Linked DNA regions of Homo sapiens: region 1 is linked to region 2. A link is a contact called in ENCODE Hi-C or POLR2A ChIA-PET data. All regions are on one chromosome and are shown on one strand. Each heading gives the region's core, a stretch centred on a gene start or an enhancer-like site at or near the end of the contact. The rest is flanking DNA. Distances are from core to core; before and after follow the strand shown. Region 1 overlaps TRPC4AP (transient receptor potential cation channel subfamily C member 4 associated protein). Region 2 holds the start of EDEM2 (ER degradation enhancing alpha-mannosidase like protein 2).

The links. A loop is a pair of places that touch in the nucleus more often than their neighbours do. ChIA-PET counts read pairs that join two places held with the same protein, here RNA polymerase II (POLR2A). Pooled maps may share reads with other maps.
Region 1: a pooled map shows a loop between it and region 2 (4-fold over the local background). The contact joins the enhancer-like site here to the promoter of EDEM2 in region 2. A Hi-C loop is called at or near these places in 2 of 50 pooled maps. POLR2A ChIA-PET finds 5 or more read pairs at or near these places in 6 of 52 experiments (HEK293, HEK293T, T-cell and 3 more).

The regions. Positions count from the first base shown.
Region 1 is chr20:35,068,631-35,073,443 of GRCh38, reverse strand. It overlaps TRPC4AP (transient receptor potential cation channel subfamily C member 4 associated protein), which reads left to right. Exons shown (of 19, transcript NM_015638.3): 3 at 4,032-4,148. Among named protein-coding and RNA genes, the nearest start is that of TRPC4AP, 22 kb to the left of the region's middle. RefSeq lists an enhancer at 2,937-3,106. Within about 2 kb of position 3,268, at least 3 of the 41 ENCODE cell types and tissues checked have a DNase peak (open chromatin) inside an H3K27ac peak, as active enhancers do.
Region 2 is chr20:35,144,486-35,148,846 of GRCh38, reverse strand. EDEM2 (ER degradation enhancing alpha-mannosidase like protein 2) reads left to right here and starts at 1,511. Exons shown (of 11, transcript NM_018217.3): 1 at 1,511-1,695; 2 at 1,912-2,022; 3 at 3,829-3,868. The coding sequence starts at 1,589. MMP24-AS1-EDEM2 (MMP24-AS1-EDEM2 readthrough) reads left to right here. Exons shown (of 15, transcript NM_001355008.2): 6 at 1,912-2,022; 7 at 3,829-3,868. The coding sequence starts at 1,928. RefSeq lists enhancers at 1,348-1,477, 1,726-2,329.

The sequences.
Region 1 (4,813 bases), core at 2,019-4,518, 77 kb after region 2:
TCTTAAAATAATAGGAGCTATTTATGACAGACCCACAGCCAATATCATACTGAATGGGCAAAAACTGGAAGCATTCCCTTTGAAAACTGGCACAAGACAGGGGTGCCCTCTCTCAGCACACTCCTATTCAACATAGTGTCGGAAGTTTTGGCCAGGGAAGTCAGGCAGGAGAAAGAAATAAAGGGTATTCAATTAGGAAAAGAGGAAGTCAAATTGTCCCTGTTTGCAGATGACATGATTGTATATTTAGAAAACCCCATTGTCTCAGCCCAAAATCCTCTTAAACTGATGAGCAGCTTCAGCAAAGTCTCAGGATACAAAATCAATGTGCAAAAGTCGCAAGCATTCCTATACACCAATAACAGACAGCCAAATCATGAGTGAACTCCCATTCACAATTGCTACAAAGAGACTAAAATACTTAGGAATCCAACTCACAAGGGATGTGAAGGACCTCTTCAAGAAGAACTACAAACCACTGCTCAATGAAATAAAAGAGGACACAAACAAATGGAAGAACATCCCATGCTCATGAATAGGAAGAATCAATATTGTGAAAATGGCCATATTGCCCGAGGTAATTGATAGATTCAATGCCATCCCCATCAAGCTACCAATTACTTTCTTCACAGAATTGGAAAAAACTACTTTAAAGTTCATATGGAACCAAAAAAGAGCCCACATTGCCAAGACAATCCTAAGCCAAAAGAACCAAAGCTGGAGGCATCACGCTACCTGACTTCAAACTATACTACAAGGCTACTGTAACCAAAACAGCATGGTACTATTACCAAAACAGAGATATAGACCAGTGGAACAGAACAGAGCCCTCAGAAATAATGCCGCATATCTACAACTGTCCGATCTTTGACAAACCTGACAAAAGCAAGAAATGGGGAAAGGATTCCCTATTTAATAAATAGTGCTGGGAAAACTGGCTAGCCACATGTAGAAAGCTGAAACTGGATCCTTTCCTTACACTTTATACAAAAATTAATTCAAGATTGATTAAAGACTTAAATGTTAGACCTAAAACCATAAAAACCCTAGAAGAAAATCTAGGCAATACTATTCAGGCCATAGGCACGGGCAAGGACTTCATGACTAAAACACCAAAAGCAATGGCAACAAAAGCCAGAATTGGCAAATGGGATCTAATTAAACTAAAGAGCTTCTGCATAGCAAAAGAAACTACCATCAGAGTGAACAGGCAACCTACGGAATGGGAGAAAATTTTTGCAATCTACCCATCTGACAAAGGGCTAATATCCAGAATCTACAAAGAACTTAAATTTACAAGAAAAAAGCAAACAGCCCCATCAAAAACTGGGCGAAGGATATGAACAGACACTTTTCAAAAGAAGACGTTTATGCAGCCAACAGACACAGGAAAAAATGCTCATCATCACTGGCCATCAGAGAAATGCAAATCAAAACCACAATGAGATACCATCTCACACTAGTTAGAATGGCGATTATTAAAAAGTCAGGAAACAACAGGTGCTGGAGAGGATGTGGAGAAATAGGAACACTTTTAAACTGTTGGTGGGACTGTAAACTAGTTCAACCATTGTGGAAGACAGTGTGGCGATTCCTCAAGGATCTAGAACTAGAAATACCATTTGACCCAGCCATCCCATTACTGGGTATTTACCCAAAGGATTATAAATCATGCTGCTATAAAGACACATGCACGTGTATATTTATTGCAGCACTATTCACAATAGCAAAAGACTTGGAACCAACCCAAATGTCCATTTAATGGTAGGCTGGATTAAGAAAATGTGGCACATATACACCATGGAGTACTATGCAGCCATAAAAAATGATGAGTTCATGTCCTTTGTAGGGACATGGATGAATCTGGAAACCATCATTCTGAGCAAACTATCGTTAAGGACAGAAAACCAAACACCGTGTGTTCTCACTCATAGGTGGGAATTGAGCAATGAGAACACTTGGACACAGGGTGGGGAACGTCACACACCAGGGCCTGGCATGGGGTGGGGGGAGGGGGGAGGGATAGCATTAGGAGATATACCTAATATAAATGACGAGTTAATGGGTACAGCGCACCAACATGGCACATGTATACATATGTAACAAACCTGCATGTTGTGCACAAGTACCCTAGAACTTAAAGTATAATAAAATAAAAAACAGCAAAAATAAATAAATAAAAACCATGTAAGTTATATTGAACGTAATGAAACTGAATGACAGTGTTCTTCAGAGGTGAAGTTTTGATTATTATATCACATAGTAAGTTATTTTAAAATGTAATAGAAACTAATTAAACTTAGTCTTTACGTTTAAGAAGAGACATTTTCATATTTTGAATCTCACAGTCTGATAGAAATAATTATAGCTTCTTAAACTTGTTTAAAAATGCTTTTCAAAGAGTTGCACATTATTTGCTTCTTGCAAAATCTCAGGAGATTGAGGTGAAGTTAAAGGGGAGGGAAATTAATATTTGTATATCTTTGCTATGTGATCATCATTTCTTTATTCATTAAGTAAGTACTTATTTGAAACTTACTATGTTTTAGGTTTTCTTGTAAGATTTTTTTTCCTCTTAGCTTTGTTCCATATGAACAAAGGATTCTGTGGCCGTCAGTTTGAGAACTACTACCCTATGTGTGCTGTATCAAATACTCTGTCTTGGAATCTGTGGGGAATACAAAGTGGGATCTGTTTGTGTTGTCCTCAAGGAACGTTTAGTCTAGGGAAGAAATAACATAGGTTTGGCCGGGCGCAGTGACTCACGCCTGTAATCCCAGCACTCTGGGAGGCCGAGGCGGGTGGATCACAAGGTTAGGAGATGGAGACCACGGTGAAACCCCGTCTCTACTGAAAATACAAAAAATTAGCCGGGCGCAGTGGCGGGCGCCTGTAGTCCCAGCTACTCGGGAGGCTGAGGCAGGAGAATGGCGTGAACCCGGGAGGCAGAGCTTGCAGTGAGCCGAGATCGCGCCACTGCACTCCAGCCTGGGTGGCAGAGCGAGACTCCCTCTCAAAAAAAAAAAAAGAAATGGTTTGTAAATAGGTGCAAAGTAAAAGTGCTAAATGTTACAAATGAGTTGTAGATTGTTTTGGGGGTCTGAAGAGCATGCTTCTGGTTGGGGGAAATCAAGAAGACTTCCTGCAGGAGATTATATTTGAGCAGTGACTTGGTTATTGCTACAGAACTAGTCACCCCGAAACCTAGCAGCCGGAAGTAACAAGAATCATTTATCTGTCAACAATTCTTGGTTGACTGAGTGGCTCCTCTGCTTCATGTGCTGTTGGGTAGGGTGGTACTGAGATATCTGGAATGTCCAAAATGGTCTCTCTCACATCCCTGGCAGGTTGGTGCTGGCTGTCAGCTGGAGATCAACTAAGGATGTTGCTCTTGGCCTCATTTCTTCTCCTTATGGCCTCCCCATTGGCTGTGTTCTCACAGCATGATGTTTGGGTTCCAGGATGGCAAGAGCGAAGTCTGTCAGGCTTTTTATTTTTTTTTAATGACAGAGTCTCCCTCTGTTGCCGAGGCTGGAGTGCAGTGGCTCTATGTTGGCTCACTGCAACGTCTGCCTCCGTGGCTCAAGTGCTTCTTGTACTTCAAATTCCTGAGTAGCTGGGATTACAGGTGTGTAGCACCACATCCGGCTAATTTTTGTACTTTTAGTAGAGATGGGGTTTTGCCATGTTGGCCAGGCTGGTCTCAAACTCCTGGCCTCAAGTAATCCGCCCACCTTAGCCTCCCAAAGTGCTGGGATTACAGGTGTGAGCCTGGCTTTCTTAAGGCTTGTGCTGGAAGTGGCCTAGTGTCACTTCTACCACATGCTGTTAGTTGAGGTGTGTCATACCAGCCCAGATTTAGTGTGAGAAGGGGCTTTACAGGGGCCTGAATACTAGGAAGTGTGGTTCATTGGGGACTGTCTTTGTGTTCATGGGAACTCCAGTTGGGACTAAAGCTCAAACTGATGCTTTAGTGTCTGGTCTGTGTTGGTTACTAAAACAATGTATGTACTTTTTTTTAAAAAAACTAGGAAATTTCTCCTCTTCTCTCCATGGAGGCTATGGCATTTGTTACTGAAGAGAGGAAACTTACCCAAGAAACCACTTATCCAAATACTTACATTTTTGACTTGTTTGGAGGTGTTGATGTAAGTAGCTATTTATTATTACTACTGCTGTTACTACTGCTTAATGGTTTGGGAATTTAACTTTTGAAATGGGAGATAGGAAAGATTTCAGAATTTATAACATTTCAGATTTTAACTTTTAGAAGCTTAGCGGCATTTACATGTTGAAGCAGCATAGTTTTTACTTCAGAAGAATTCATTTATTTAAATTGGTGTATACCTTTTTAAAAAAATACTAAGTGAAAAGTACATCTCTAAATTTCCCAGTGTCCCCTCCTCAGAACCAGTTGTGATTACTAGTTTCTTGTGTGTCCTGCTTAAGATGTTTTGTTTTTTTTGTGTGTGTGTGTGTGTGTGTGTGTGTGTGTGTAAATATTCCCCACCACCTCCACCTTAGTTTATTTTCTCCGCACATAGAGTGATATACCATATACACGGCTACACTATTCTGTACCTTCTTTCTTCTTCTTTTTTTTTTTTTAATTAAAACAATTTTAGGCCGGGCGCAGTGGCTCACGCCTGTAATCCCAGCACTTTGGGAGGCCAAGGCAGGTGGATCGTGAGGTCAGGAGTTCGAGACCAACCTGTCCAAGATGGTGAAACCCTGTCTCTACTAAAAATACCAAAATTAGATGGGCACGGTGGCAGGCACTTGTAATCCCAGCTACTCAGGAGGCTGAGGCAGG
Region 2 (4,361 bases), core at 262-2,761:
TGGTCTAAGGTGCTGACCAAATTTTAGAAACTTGGGAATAAGGGGAATGGAGAAATGGATCACAAACCTCCTGAAAGCTATAGTGCCCCAGGGTAGTCATTTGTCTTTTTTTTTTTTTTTTTTTTTTTTTTTTTGATATGGAGTTTTGCTGTTTTGCCCAGGCTGGAGTGGAGTGGCGCGATCCTCGCTCACTGCAACCTCCGCCTTCCGGTTTCAAGCGATTCTCCGGCCTCAGCCTTCCGAGTAGCCGGGATTTACAGGCACCCGCCACCACCCCTGGCTAATTTTTGTATTTTTAGTAAAGACGGGGTTTCACCATGTTGGCCAGGTTGGTCTCTATCTCTTAACCTCAGGTGATCCACGCACCTCAACCTCCCAAAGTGTTGGGATTACAGGCGTGAGCCACCGCGCCCAACCAGGGTATTCATTCTTACCCAAGACATTCTACAGGGCTGACAGGGGTAAAGCTTCCGGTTTGAGATGGAGACTGAAGGGACCATGATTGTGTAACCACATCCCAAATTGGGAGGAGAGAAGTGTCATGAATTCCTAGAACTGACGGGATTTCAGGAAACCTCAAGAGTGACAGCATCGGAAAATGCAAGAGGTTTTAAAAAAAAAAGAGTGGAAGTTTTGGACAAATAAATGTGAGTTGTGTCTTATACAATCAACAAGTAACTGGTTTGGGAAACTCAATATCCCTAAATAAGGGAGCAGACCACCCCTCATATTGTCTTATGCCCAATTTCTGCCTCAAAGAAAATGTAGGAGTTAAAAGAAAGACAGAAGTGAAATCAGTAGTCAGACAGCCCGGCGATGCATTCCAGGCCTGGTAATTAAAGATCGACCCCTCCTGACCTAACCGGTTATATTATCTATAGATTCCAGACATTGTATGGAAAAGCATTGTGAAAATCCCTGTCCTGTTCTGTTCCGTTCTGATTACCGGTGCACCGGTAATCAGTCACGTACCCCCTGCTTGCTCAATCAATCACGACCCTCTCACGCGGACCCCCTTAGAGTTGTAAGCTCTTAAAAGGGACAGGAATTGCTCACTCGGGGAGCTCCGTTTTTGAGAAGTGAGTCAGCTGACGCTCCCGGCCGAATAAAGCTCCTTCCTTCTTTAACCCGGTGTCTGAGGAGTTTTGTCTGCGGCTTGTCCTGCTAGGTAATAATGGTAAAGGCTGAACATTTCTCATGCTTACCCTGCCTTCATACTTAATAAGGTTGTTGAAAAAAATGAATGAGAGAATGCATTTTAAATGCTCCGTACAGTACTAGTACACAATAAGTGCTCAATACATGCTAGCTGTTATTATTAAAACATTAATTAATAACAGTAGTAACAACAGCCACTGACTTTAAGACACGTTGATCAGTGTTGCCGAAACCGTACATCCGAAGTTGCTCTTCGGCCGCGTTTCGCTGCCCATTGCATTCAGGGGCTTGTAGTCCGGAAGTGAGAGGCTGATTTCTCAGCGCGCAGGCGCAGTGGCGCGGATTCCCGGAAGAACCCGCAGCAGCTCCCAGGATGAACTGGTTGCAGTGGCTGCTGCTGCTGCGGGGGCGCTGAGAGGACACGAGCTCTATGCCTTTCCGGCTGCTCATCCCGCTCGGCCTCCTGTGCGCGCTGCTGCCTCAGCACCATGGTGCGCCAGGTCCCGACGGCTCCGCGCCAGATCCCGCCCACTACAGGTGAACTGTGACCCGCCCTTTCGCAGTTGGGGAATGGGAAGCGTGAACCCGGTCCTTTCCCTTTCCGTCCATCCCAGACCCCGACTTGCTCCGACACAGCCGCTAGGTCCCAGGGAGAAATCAGCTAGTGATTCCCACTTTCCGCCCTGTATCTTGTTCTTCCCCCGCTTGTTTTTGTGTTCTTGCCCCATGCCTGATTTCTCGTCCCCCACCCAGGGAGCGAGTCAAGGCCATGTTCTACCACGCCTACGACAGCTACCTGGAGAATGCCTTTCCCTTCGATGAGCTGCGACCTCTCACCTGTGACGGGCACGACACCTGGGGCAGGTAGTGCGAGCGGAGGGGCAAGGGGCGGCCAGGGTCTGACTCTCTGGGCCTCGGCGGGCGGGTCAGCTGGGGCTGGTGGCTTCATGGTCTCCTCACCGGCACCAGAAAGCTCCCAGCTGAGCTAGAGCCGCGCTCCCCGCAATTCTTACTATCACCTCCAGGATCCACTTAGCCTCTCGCAGTGAAAAAAAAAGTCCTGGATTAGCCGGGTGGGCTGGATCGCTGAGCTCAGCCCCAGCAGTAACAGGCATCAGCTGTGGGGACATAGGCAATTTCTGGAGTAACGAGATACCGTGGAAGGGCTCCAAGAATTAGAAAACCCACCCCTTTCATTATGTAGGTGGGCATTCAGATCCAGGAAGGAGTGTGACACTCCTAAAACTTAAGTCTTTGTAGTTGGTGTGCCCCGTGCCTGAAATACACTCCCCATTTTCCTCCCATCACTGGCTGCTGCTTGTCATTCAGATCTCAGCTCAGTATCTTAATACCCCTACGAGTTAGGTGCCATTATCCCTGTTTTACACACGAATGTGCTAAGGTCGGGAGAAATTAAACTCAAAACTTGTGATGGTTTTTATTTTTTTAAGTTGAAACAAAGTAAATACAAATGGCAAATTCAAGTGGTAAAAGATTATATACAATAAATATCTCCCATACCCTAGAATTCCAACTATTAACTTTCCTTTGTATCTGTCCAGAAATATTCTTGGTTTATACCATTATATATATAGATGTGTGTATGTGTATCTTTTTAAAATGAACTTCTTAAAGGCATAATTTACATATAATAAAATACACTCTTTTTTTTTTTTTTTTTTTTTTGAGATGGAGTTTCGCTCTTGTTACCCAGGCTGGAGTGCAATGGCGTGATCTTGGCTCACTTCAAACTCCGCCTCCTGGCTTCAAGCGATTCTCCTGCCTCAGCCTCCCAAGTAGTTGGGATTACAGGAGCCCACCACCACACCCGGCTAATTTTTTTGTGGAGACGGGGTTTTGTCATTTGGCCAGGCTGGTCTTGAACTCCTGACCTCAGGTGATCCACCCACCTAGGCCTCCCAAAGTGCTGGCGGATTACAGGCATGAGCCACTGTGCCCAGCCTACACTCGTTTGAAGTGACCACCATCACAGTCAAGATATGAAACACTTCTGTCACTTTAAAAAGTTCCCTTGTGGCCCTTTATAGTTCATCCCTGCACCACCACTGACCCTAACAATTGCTGTCTGCTTTCTGTCAGCATGTCTTTTTGAAACAGATGGAAACATACTAAACCACCCTGACTTTTTCATTAAAAACAATTCGAATGTCTTTCCATCAGCACATAGAAGTCTTGATAACAATCTTTTTGATAACTCATAGTTTTGCACTGTTTATAACACAGTTTAATCACCCATTAATGGGTGGACAGTTGGGTTCTTTCCAGCCTCTTGCTGTTCTAAGCAATACTGCCATGAACACTCTCAAACAGCTGTTCACTGTGAATTAAATTCCTAGAGGTGAAAATTGGTGAAAGGCCTGTGCTTTAAGCTGCAATCTTATACTGCCTCCCAATGGTAGAGGAGAATGCCAGACTATAGGTGATGTATTTAATTACAATTGAGCTACATCAGCCAACCCTCCCAGGTGCATTAAGTGGGTCAGAGAATACCTGCGATTTTCACTGTGGTTTCTCTGTTGTGACTGTAAGTGGGACAGGCAGAGGCATTACTTTGCCTCATTTAGTTTTAGGGGGATCAGATCTAGGGCAGCCATAATATCTGGTATTTGATTTTCTTACTAAGCGGCTGGGATTTCTGTCCTTTTGCAGTTTTTCTCTGACTCTAATTGATGCACTGGACACCTTGCTGGTAAGTATCTCGTCTGTTTCTTTTCCTTTCCACTGTTACATAACCAACATCCTTCCTCTTTTGGCAGCGTGACTGTGGGTGAAAAATGAATTCCTCTCCTAGGCCTTTTATTTGCATCTCATGATTCTGAAGCGTCCGGCTGTGGTTGCCTAGCTAGATAGGGGAAAAACGAACTACAACTTATGCAGATTCATTTATTTAGCAAACATTTATAGAGGACCTGTTATGTACGGAGAATTGTGATAGGCTTGCATAGCTCTATGGGGGATACAGAGACTTTGACATCTCCTGTTTTCAGAGGCTTACATTCTAGTGGCCATGTTCAATGATAATAAAAGGGTATCAGGCTGAGCATGGTGGCTCACACCTGTAATCCCAGCACTTTGGAAGGCCGAGGCAGGCAGATCACCTGAGGTCAGGGGTTTGAGACCAGCCTGGCCAATATGGTGAAACTCCATCTCTATTAAAATACAAAAAATTAGCCCAGCATAGT